Linked DNA regions of Homo sapiens: regions 1 and 3 are each linked to region 2. A link is a contact called in ENCODE Hi-C data. All regions are on one chromosome and are shown on one strand. The core of a region is the stretch at or near the end of the contact, and the rest is flanking DNA. Distances in the headings are between cores, read along the strand shown.

Region 1 (2,700 bases), core at 175-2,674, 1.3 Mb after region 2:
TTCAATTTCACTTTCATCTCTGCTTTGAAATGGGATCTGATCCACCCAAGTATTTTCTTTTCTTCTCCCACTAATGGATAAATAGCTTATGCAATTTTCCTTATTTATATCCAGCATTCCCCATTAATGCTCCACAATCATTGGTCTACAAGGTATAAATGGCCTCAAGCTATAATTTGATGCAGCCCTCTATCATCAGCAAGAAAAGCATTACTGGGGCCAGGTGCAGTGGCTCATGCCTGTAATCCCAGCACTTTGGGAGGCTGAGGCAGGTGGATCACGAGGAGGTCAGGAGATAGAGGCCATTCTGGCCAACGTGGTGAAACCCCGTCTCTACTAAAATAAGAAGAAAAAATTAGCCGGGCATGTGGCGCATGCCTGTAGTCCCAGCTACCCAGGAGGCTGAGGCAGGGGAATCACTTGAACCCGGGAGGCAGAGGTTGCAGTGAGCCGAGATCCCACCACCGCACTCCAGCTGGGGGACAGAGCAAAACTCTGCCTCAAAAAAAAAAAAAAAAAAGAAAGAAAAGAAAACAAAAGCATTATTATTGGACGGGGTGCAGTGACTCATGCCTGTAATCCCAGCACTTTGGGAGGCCAAGGCAAGCAGATCACTTGAGACTAGAAGTTTGAGACCAGCCTGCCAACATGGTGAAACCCTGTCTCTACTAAAAATACAAAAAACAGCTGGGTGTTGTGGCAGGCACCTGTAATCCCAGCTACTGGGGAGGCTGAGGCAGGAGAATCACTTGAACCCAGGAGGTGGAGGTTGCAGTGAGCCAAGATCGCGCCACTGCACCCCAGCCTGGGCGACAGAATGAGAGCCTATCAAAAAGAAAGAAAAGAAAAGAAAGGAAAGGAAAGAAAAGGAAAGGAAAAGAAAGGAAGAGAAAGAAAGAGAAAATAAAAGAAAGATTAAAGAAAAGAAAGAGAAAGAAAGAAAAGAGAGAAAGGAAAGCATTAAAAGCATTATTATGCTCTATATTCAGATTCAACAGATATTTACTGAGCACATATAATCTTTAATGTATTTTGCTAGGTGTTATGGAGAACTACAAAAATATAGCAAGCATGGGTTCTACCCTTATGAACATTCAGTCTAGCAAAGAAGCAGTATAGTATGGATATCTACATAAAAGATCATAATATAAGCTATAAAGTATTAAAAATGACACCATTTGAGTTAAAAGAAAAAAGATGCTATTCAAAAAGCTCAGAGGAAAAGTTAGCTTCTAGTCAGGGTGGTGTCAAGGAAGCTTGGTGGGAGAGTATTTATACTAGAAGGATTAAAAGAAGTAGGATATCATGACTAGATAGGTTTAGTCATACAGCGGATGGGGCAAGGGCATTTTAGATAACCATAAGGACAAGGACCCTGAACTGGGAAATTATGCTGCATGTACAGGGAGTGACTGTGCAGTCTGACCAAAGAACAGGGCAAGTAATGAAGAAACTGGGGCCCCGGGTGGTTATGGATTACCCAGAGCCATAGCACCAGACAGCCCTAGAATGGGCATTGAATCCCAGGCGTTTTCCTTCTTTAATGCTCCCACAATATGACCAAGTCAACATTTTAGTCACTGCTCTGCTTTATTTACAACAACCCATTATATATTGTCCATTAAGTAATTGACTCAACAAACACTTATCGAATATCTAGTACACTCTAGGCATAATTGGATGCTATGGTCTCCAAGGCTGATTTGATATGTGTTATAAAATACTTTTTCCCAAGTGGGGAATAGGGCTAATATTGGGCTAAGACAGATTGTCTTTGTCTTTGTTAAAATTTTATAGAGTTATACTTCAGAGCAAATACTATAAACAACAAAGACAATTAAATAAACCACAAAAACAGATCTCTGTATCATGTTTTTCTACACGACATCAATACACTGAGTCTTAGCAATGACTGCCCATGTGTTTTTTCCATAACTATGCTTACTTATGTTTTAGCAAGGGGTAATACAGAAGGATATGAAACCCTCCATCCTTGAGCGAAAGTTTAAAAACATTTCTAGTATTATAGTAGAACAAGACTCACTTCCGTTTAGCTTATCAACCACCAAGAGACATTTCCCCTTTGTACTTGTTATGTTTTAGTGTAACTATGGAGACACAGCACTTTCCATGCAAGTGACACACATGATTTTGGTTTAACATACTCATTTTCTGAGAAACATTTTAAAATGTGGTCACTATTTTAAAAATTGTGGTCACTATGAGATCTTTGAGCTACTTTGGTATTTCAATGTAAATCCATACATTTGTTAGCAATATTCATTGAGGGAAGAGTTAAGTACCACGGATTATGGATTCTTTCTGATTCCATCAAACTATTCCTAATTAAAGCTTTGGTGCCAGAAAAAAAAAGGTAATTATGAATTGAACAAATTGGGCTATCAGATATTTTTATAAATCGTAGGGTATATCAAGTTGAGTTTTGAGAGCTCTGTTTCCAGGTATATGGCAGGCTAGGAATTCACACTGCACCTCCCACTGGAAACAATTAAAAAGGCTGAATTAAAAAAAATCTTAAACCTCTTAGAAGCATTGAGCATGGGCAAGAAAGAAAGAAATTATTAGGTCAAAGAGAAGTGAAGAAGGAATCCAGACAGGTAAGTGGACAACACTGTCCAGGTGTACAACACCAGGAGGCACCATTTGGATTCTATTCACCTAAATGATGCTCTTGGGGTT
Region 2 (2,818 bases), core at 123-2,622:
GCCTTGACAGATTCCTCATTGAGCTGAGAAAATAGCAACCTACATCTGGCATGTGTCTACAACTGCATCTCAAACCTTGTTATTTGTAAAGCTTCTCATACCATCCCCCTTCATCTGTGAAAGCCCTCAAGGGCTTTCAGCACTGATATAGTCTCCCCTCCTAGGGCGCATTTCACACCAATTAAGGATCCACAAGCCCATCCCTTTACCTGAATGAGATATTCCAACTTAGCTGCCCCTTCCCAGTTTGACCTTTTCTGTTAATATTTTAATGCAGAGAGATGTGTCCCATCAGATTTCTTAGGCTGTAGATACTGATTCCCTTCAAGGGCTGTTTAGATGCTACTGCTGATGAAGTGGCAGGACAGGATGCTCTCAGCCAAAGACAGGGACACTCTCTCACCAAAGCAGCAGGGAGTAACACACACCCCTACAGCCTTCACAGCCCCTAGAATCCACCGGGGCAATGCCAAAGAACTGACACTAAGGTATGCTGGAGTTGGCTAAGGCCTCTAACTTAGTTTCATGAAAAAAGTGTGGGCATTTGTAAGGGCCTGTTTAATCCATTCCAGCTCCACCCCCCTGCACCACCCCCCACTTTGTACTGTGAGTTTCTGAGCAGAAATAACCAACTACAGATGGTTTCACTACTTCAAAGATGTTGAGAAACCACTGACCCAGAGATAGGAGGGAACTGGAACTCCAAACCTCAGGGCAACTACTCACCACCAGCACTTGTGGTGACCAAATCAACACACTTCCAGAACCTAGAGCTGTTCTCTGTGTATGTGTGTGTGTGTGTGTGTGTGTGTGTGTGTGCACGCTTTTTTTTTGACCAACCACTATCACTTTCCACCCAGAACAGATGCCTGTAACACTGAACACAGCTTTACATAAGCATCTATGGCTGTGATTCTCAATCCCGGCCACATACCGGAATCACCTAGGAAAGTTAAAAAACATGGATTTCCCCAGGCCGGCCTGTAGAAATTTGAAATTCACTGGTCTCCAGGGGTGGTCTGAGCATCAAAATTTTTAAAAGCAGCCATGGTTGAGAACCTTCCATGGTAACACCAACAACCAATTGCAAATCATGAGGAATCAAGAATCCTAGCCCTCACAGCCCACCCTGAACCCCAAACCTCTTTCCATCCTGTCCTCAACTGCAGGCCCCCATTTCTAGTCCAGAGTTGACTATACAGTGATTCTGAAACTATTCAAATGAGTAATAGAGTCATTTCTTTGAATGCAAGTGCAGGAATCAGAGTTTTTAAGGTGGAAGAAACTTTAAAATCCTGCTAAGCCAACACCTTCAGTTTATAGAAGAGGAAGCCAGGGGCCAGGGCAGAAAAGTGACTCACCCAAGGTCCTGAAGCTGGTTCACAATGAGGCAGACCTAGAACCCAGGCCTGCTGCCTCTAATTCTCTCTCCTCCACACCAGAGGAGCCCCTATGGTGACAGCCGCTGGACAAAAACGGTGACAAAGGATGGGTCAGTTGTTTACTGAGCCGTATGCTTTCAGAGGCCATCCTCTAAATGCTTCACCTCTGAAATGCTCAGTCTCCTCACTGGCCTTAAAACAACTGAGGGCAAATATAGCCAAGATAGTGCTTCTCTTTAAAGATTCCCGAGCATCCTAGTCGATCATAATCCTCAAAGAATATACTTTCCGGCTGTCTGAGGTTCATGAAAAAAGCCATTAGCACAGAGTCTAACCCAGGTTTGAAAGGGCACTCTGTTGAGCAGCAGGTCTGAGGGACTGAAGCCAGCAGTAGATTCTAGTTTCTTACGGATAAGAGAGAGCTGATTGTTGGTTTCCACATCTCTAACCAACCTGTGAACACGTTTCCCTTCCTTCCTGTATTTTTATGGCACTACGGTTGGAATGCAGCCGGTGCCTAGAAGCACAGAAAACCTGTGCTTCAGGCTAAATTTGAATTCCTCTTTGCCTGCAGACTGATTTCCCCTACCCTGGGAGTCGGTTCTCAGGGGAGGTCTCATTTCACCCTGGGACGCTCCATGAGGGCAGAGCTATGTGTGACCATCCTCATCAGCAACGCATTGCAGCTCCTGGACCACTGTGTCTGATGGCACCACCACCAACAAAAGAAGCTCAGTAAATATGTGATGAATTAAACAACAATGATAATACAATTAAATAGGTCATTAAGGAATGGTTCCCCTCTGAAGGCAGAGCATCAGATGAAAACTTAGATTTGTCCCCCAGGAAAATATATGCATTGAGAAAACAGCCAAAGGCAAGAAGCCAAGGAGAGTTCAGAGGGCTATCATGAAAATCTGAGACTGGCCAGGCACGGTGGCTCATGCCTGTAATCCCAGCACTTTGGGAGGCCGAGGCAGGCAGATCACGAGGTCAGGAGATGGAGACCATCCTGGCTAACACAAAGAAACCCCGTCTCTACTAAAAATACAAAAAAAAAAAATTAGCCAGGTGTGGTGGCAGACGCCTGTAGTGCCAGCTACTCGGGAGGCTGAGGCAGGAGAATAGCATGAACCCCGGAGGCAGAGCTTGCAGTGAGCCGAGATCGCATCACTGCACTCCAGCCTGGGCGACAGAGCGAGACTCCATCTCAAAAAAAAAAAAAAAAAAAAAAAGAAAAAAAAAGAAAATCTGAGAACGGATACACAGATTCTTTCAGATTCTCCCTTCAAGCTTGTCATTTTGTAGAAGAGAAGACCAACACCCAGGAAGTCAAGTTGACTTCCCCAAAGTCATAAAGCCCATCTCCACCAGCAAGAGAGGCCAAGGACCCTCAACCTCACCCAGAAAACAGGATGCTAAGATCACAGTTTCTT
Region 3 (2,728 bases), core at 1-2,500, 1.2 Mb after region 2:
GCAGCTCCAGACCTGACTGGATTCAGGGGATTGACAAGCCCAAAGTCCTGGAAGGTCAGGGCTGCAAGGTACTCCAGCAATCACCAAGACCAGACCTTCCTTGGACAGTGGGGCCCAGAGTGGGGAGGAGCAGCCTGTGTCCACACAGGAAGTAGACCCTAGCCTGACCTGTGGTTCCAAGGCCCCTCTGTCTTGGAAAGGCAACGATCACCTTGCCCCTACCACTTCAGCATGAAGATCCTGAGCAGGGAGACAACTCTGGTGCAGGGTCTCACTAGTCTTCATCCCATGCTCAGCAAAAAAAGAGACAGAAGACAGGTCTGGTTCCTGCTGTCCCCCTTGTCCCCACCCAGCAGCAACTCTCGTGACTGGAAATCCTGTTTCTCTAGGCTGCCCAGCAGCATTTTTTGGGAAGGACTGTGGGCGCGTATGCCAGTGTCAGAATGGCGCCAGCTGTGACCACATCAGTGGCAAGTGCACCTGCCGCACAGGCTTCACCGGGCAACACTGTGAGCAGAGTAAGCTGCCCTGACCCCTGATCCTGGGTGATGCTGCTGGGCCCTACCCTCCTGCAGAGGATGGCTCCCACTTCAAGGTCCACTCACTCAGGGCTCTGTACCCCTTGGTCCCTTGACTTTGGGGACAACTTCCAAGGAAAAATGCTGAGGAAGGTCATGCCTACATTATTGTTTGAAGAATTTCTCCCTTCAGTTGGTGGGGGCATTTAGGGCAGAGGTCATAGCAAGTAATGAGAGAATAGTGGGAGGCAGGATTTTTTTTTTATTATTCTTTAAAGTCCCTATGGCATTCAGATTAGGGCATGGCAGGTGGAAGATACTGCTTAAATGTGTTGCATGAGGAGGAAGTAGGGGTGAGTGGGCCCTGCTCACTCCTCCTCTGTCCCTGTGTCCCCCACTCAGTGCTATAAATGCTCCTCAACAGGAGCTAAGGGAATAGGCTTCACTCAGTGGGAGGCAAAACAGGCTTATTGCCATAGCTGTCTAAACATGGAAGGGGAGGGGTGGAGAGTGAGTGGGTCCTCTACCCTAACTCTTTGTGCCACACAGGATGTGCCCCAGGAACCTTTGGCTATGGGTGTCAGCAGCTATGTGAGTGCATGAACAACTCCACCTGTGACCATGTCACCGGCACCTGTTACTGCAGCCCTGGCTTCAAAGGAATCAGGTGTGACCAAGGTAATACACACGTGGCAGAGCCCCGGGGTCTGTGGAAAGGGCCCCATGGCAGCTCTAGGGAGATTCCAACTCGAACAGCTGGATTTGATGATACTTCCCTTTATTCACATTTGTGAGGACAGCAGGAATAGGGTGGGCTGCAGAGGCTCCAAGTGCTGAAGAGGCATAAGGAGCAGGCAGTCTCTCAGTCACAGCCTCCCTAGGCTCACCCTTGGCAAGTTTCCCATGAGCCAAGCAAGGGTAGCCACAAGCTAGTACTATGGAAAGGCCACCAGACCAAGTTAGAATATCTGCCAAGTTCTGGTTCTGCCTTACCCGCCAGGTGTCCTTGGGTAGGTTATTTGATTTTGCTAGGCCTGTTACTCCACATGCAAAGCGGGAAGAGTAGATTAATCATCTTCCCCCATGACACAAGGTTACTCTGAAGGCCGAGGAGCCCAAAGGGGCTCAACCTTGGTTCTAGCACTACAGTCGGATGACACCTCATAGGGCCTAAAGGGGATGGAGTCCCAGGGTCCAGTTGTGAGAATCACGTTGAGACAGTATGAGTAAGAGATTCAGCGGGGTGCCTGGCCCATAAGTGAACACTCCAATAAATGCTGGCTTTGTTATATAAAAGCCTTTATAATGTGCTGCAAACATGTTGGTTCTAGATGGGGGATGAAAATGGGCTCTCAATTATTCACATTACAGAAAAGGAGCCAAAAGACAGATTTCCGTTGCATTCTGAGGATAAATCACTGAGAACGATATTGCAGCACATTTACCTCCCTAGTGATGTTGGCCAGCTCAGTTCAGCCAGCAGCCAACAGTCAAGGAGAAGTCTAGACACTGTGGGCCTGGCAGGACAGCCTCCTAGACTAAGCATCAGCATGGAGGGTGGGGGCAGCCCTCACATATATAACCAAGAGGGGTCCTGCGGGCAGTCATCCTGGAAATAACAGCACAGTACTTAAGAGCCTTCCTTGCCAGTCTATCACTTGGTGCTCACGACTGGGGAGGGTGGGGTTATTGTCCCCATGTTACAAATGAGCAAACCAGGGACTCTGAGCCACACAATTAGGAAGCAGGGAGAGGAGCTGTGTTCAATTTTTCCTGACTCCGCCAATTATAGGTTATGTAATCTTGGGCACATTACCTAACCTTTTGATAAATTGGTTTTTTCATCTGTGAAAGGAAAATACTAATCCCTTCACAGGGCTGAAGAGTAAATGAATTAATATCTGTTAACTCATTTTTGGAACAGAGTAAAATAATATTTATTGTTTCACATCGACAGTCACAATTGCTCCTTGTCATGACCCTGAGACTCCATCCCCTTTAGGGATGAAGGCACAGTGAGGGCTGGGGGTAGTCACATAGGGACTCAGGAATCGGGCCAAAGCCAGAACCAGATCTCCTAACATTAGAGGGGTTACACGCATCTGAACCCAGGCCCAGGAGACCTGAAGCGCAAGAAGGCCAGCCCCAGGCTCAGGCCCTCCCTCTGCCCGCAGCTGCCCTCATGATGGAGGAGCTGAATCCCTACACCA

Evidence for each region. Hi-C counts contacts between places; a loop is a spot of excess contacts on that map. Pooled maps may share reads with other maps.
Region 1: a loop to region 2 is called in a map with no recorded cell type, with 5 times the contacts of the local background. The contact joins two enhancer-like sites. A Hi-C loop is called at or near these places in 2 of 37 single-sample maps with no recorded cell type and 2 of 50 pooled maps.
Region 3: a pooled map shows a loop between it and region 2 (2.8-fold over the local background). The contact joins two enhancer-like sites. A Hi-C loop is called at or near these places in 3 of 37 single-sample maps with no recorded cell type and 3 of 50 pooled maps.

The regions. Positions count from the first base shown.
Region 1 is chr15:65,818,500-65,821,199 of GRCh38, reverse strand. All of the region lies in intron 1 of LOC105370866 (a long non-coding RNA gene), which reads right to left. Among named protein-coding and RNA genes, the nearest start is that of DENND4A, 28 kb to the right of the region's middle. Within about 2 kb of position 1,424, at least 6 of the 41 ENCODE cell types and tissues checked have a DNase peak (open chromatin) inside an H3K27ac peak, as active enhancers do.
Region 2 is chr15:67,083,870-67,086,687 of GRCh38, reverse strand. All of the region lies in intron 1 of SMAD3 (SMAD family member 3), which reads right to left. Among named protein-coding and RNA genes, the nearest start is that of SMAD3, 20 kb to the right of the region's middle. Within about 2 kb of position 1,372, at least 10 of the 41 ENCODE cell types and tissues checked have a DNase peak (open chromatin) inside an H3K27ac peak, as active enhancers do.
Region 3 is chr15:65,913,938-65,916,665 of GRCh38, reverse strand. It overlaps MEGF11 (multiple EGF like domains 11), which reads left to right. Exons shown (of 26, transcript NM_001385028.1): 18 at 390-518; 19 at 1,068-1,196; 20 at 2,693-2,728. Among named protein-coding and RNA genes, the nearest start is that of RAB11A, 46 kb to the right of the region's middle. Within about 2 kb of position 1,250, at least 5 of the 41 ENCODE cell types and tissues checked have a DNase peak (open chromatin) inside an H3K27ac peak, as active enhancers do.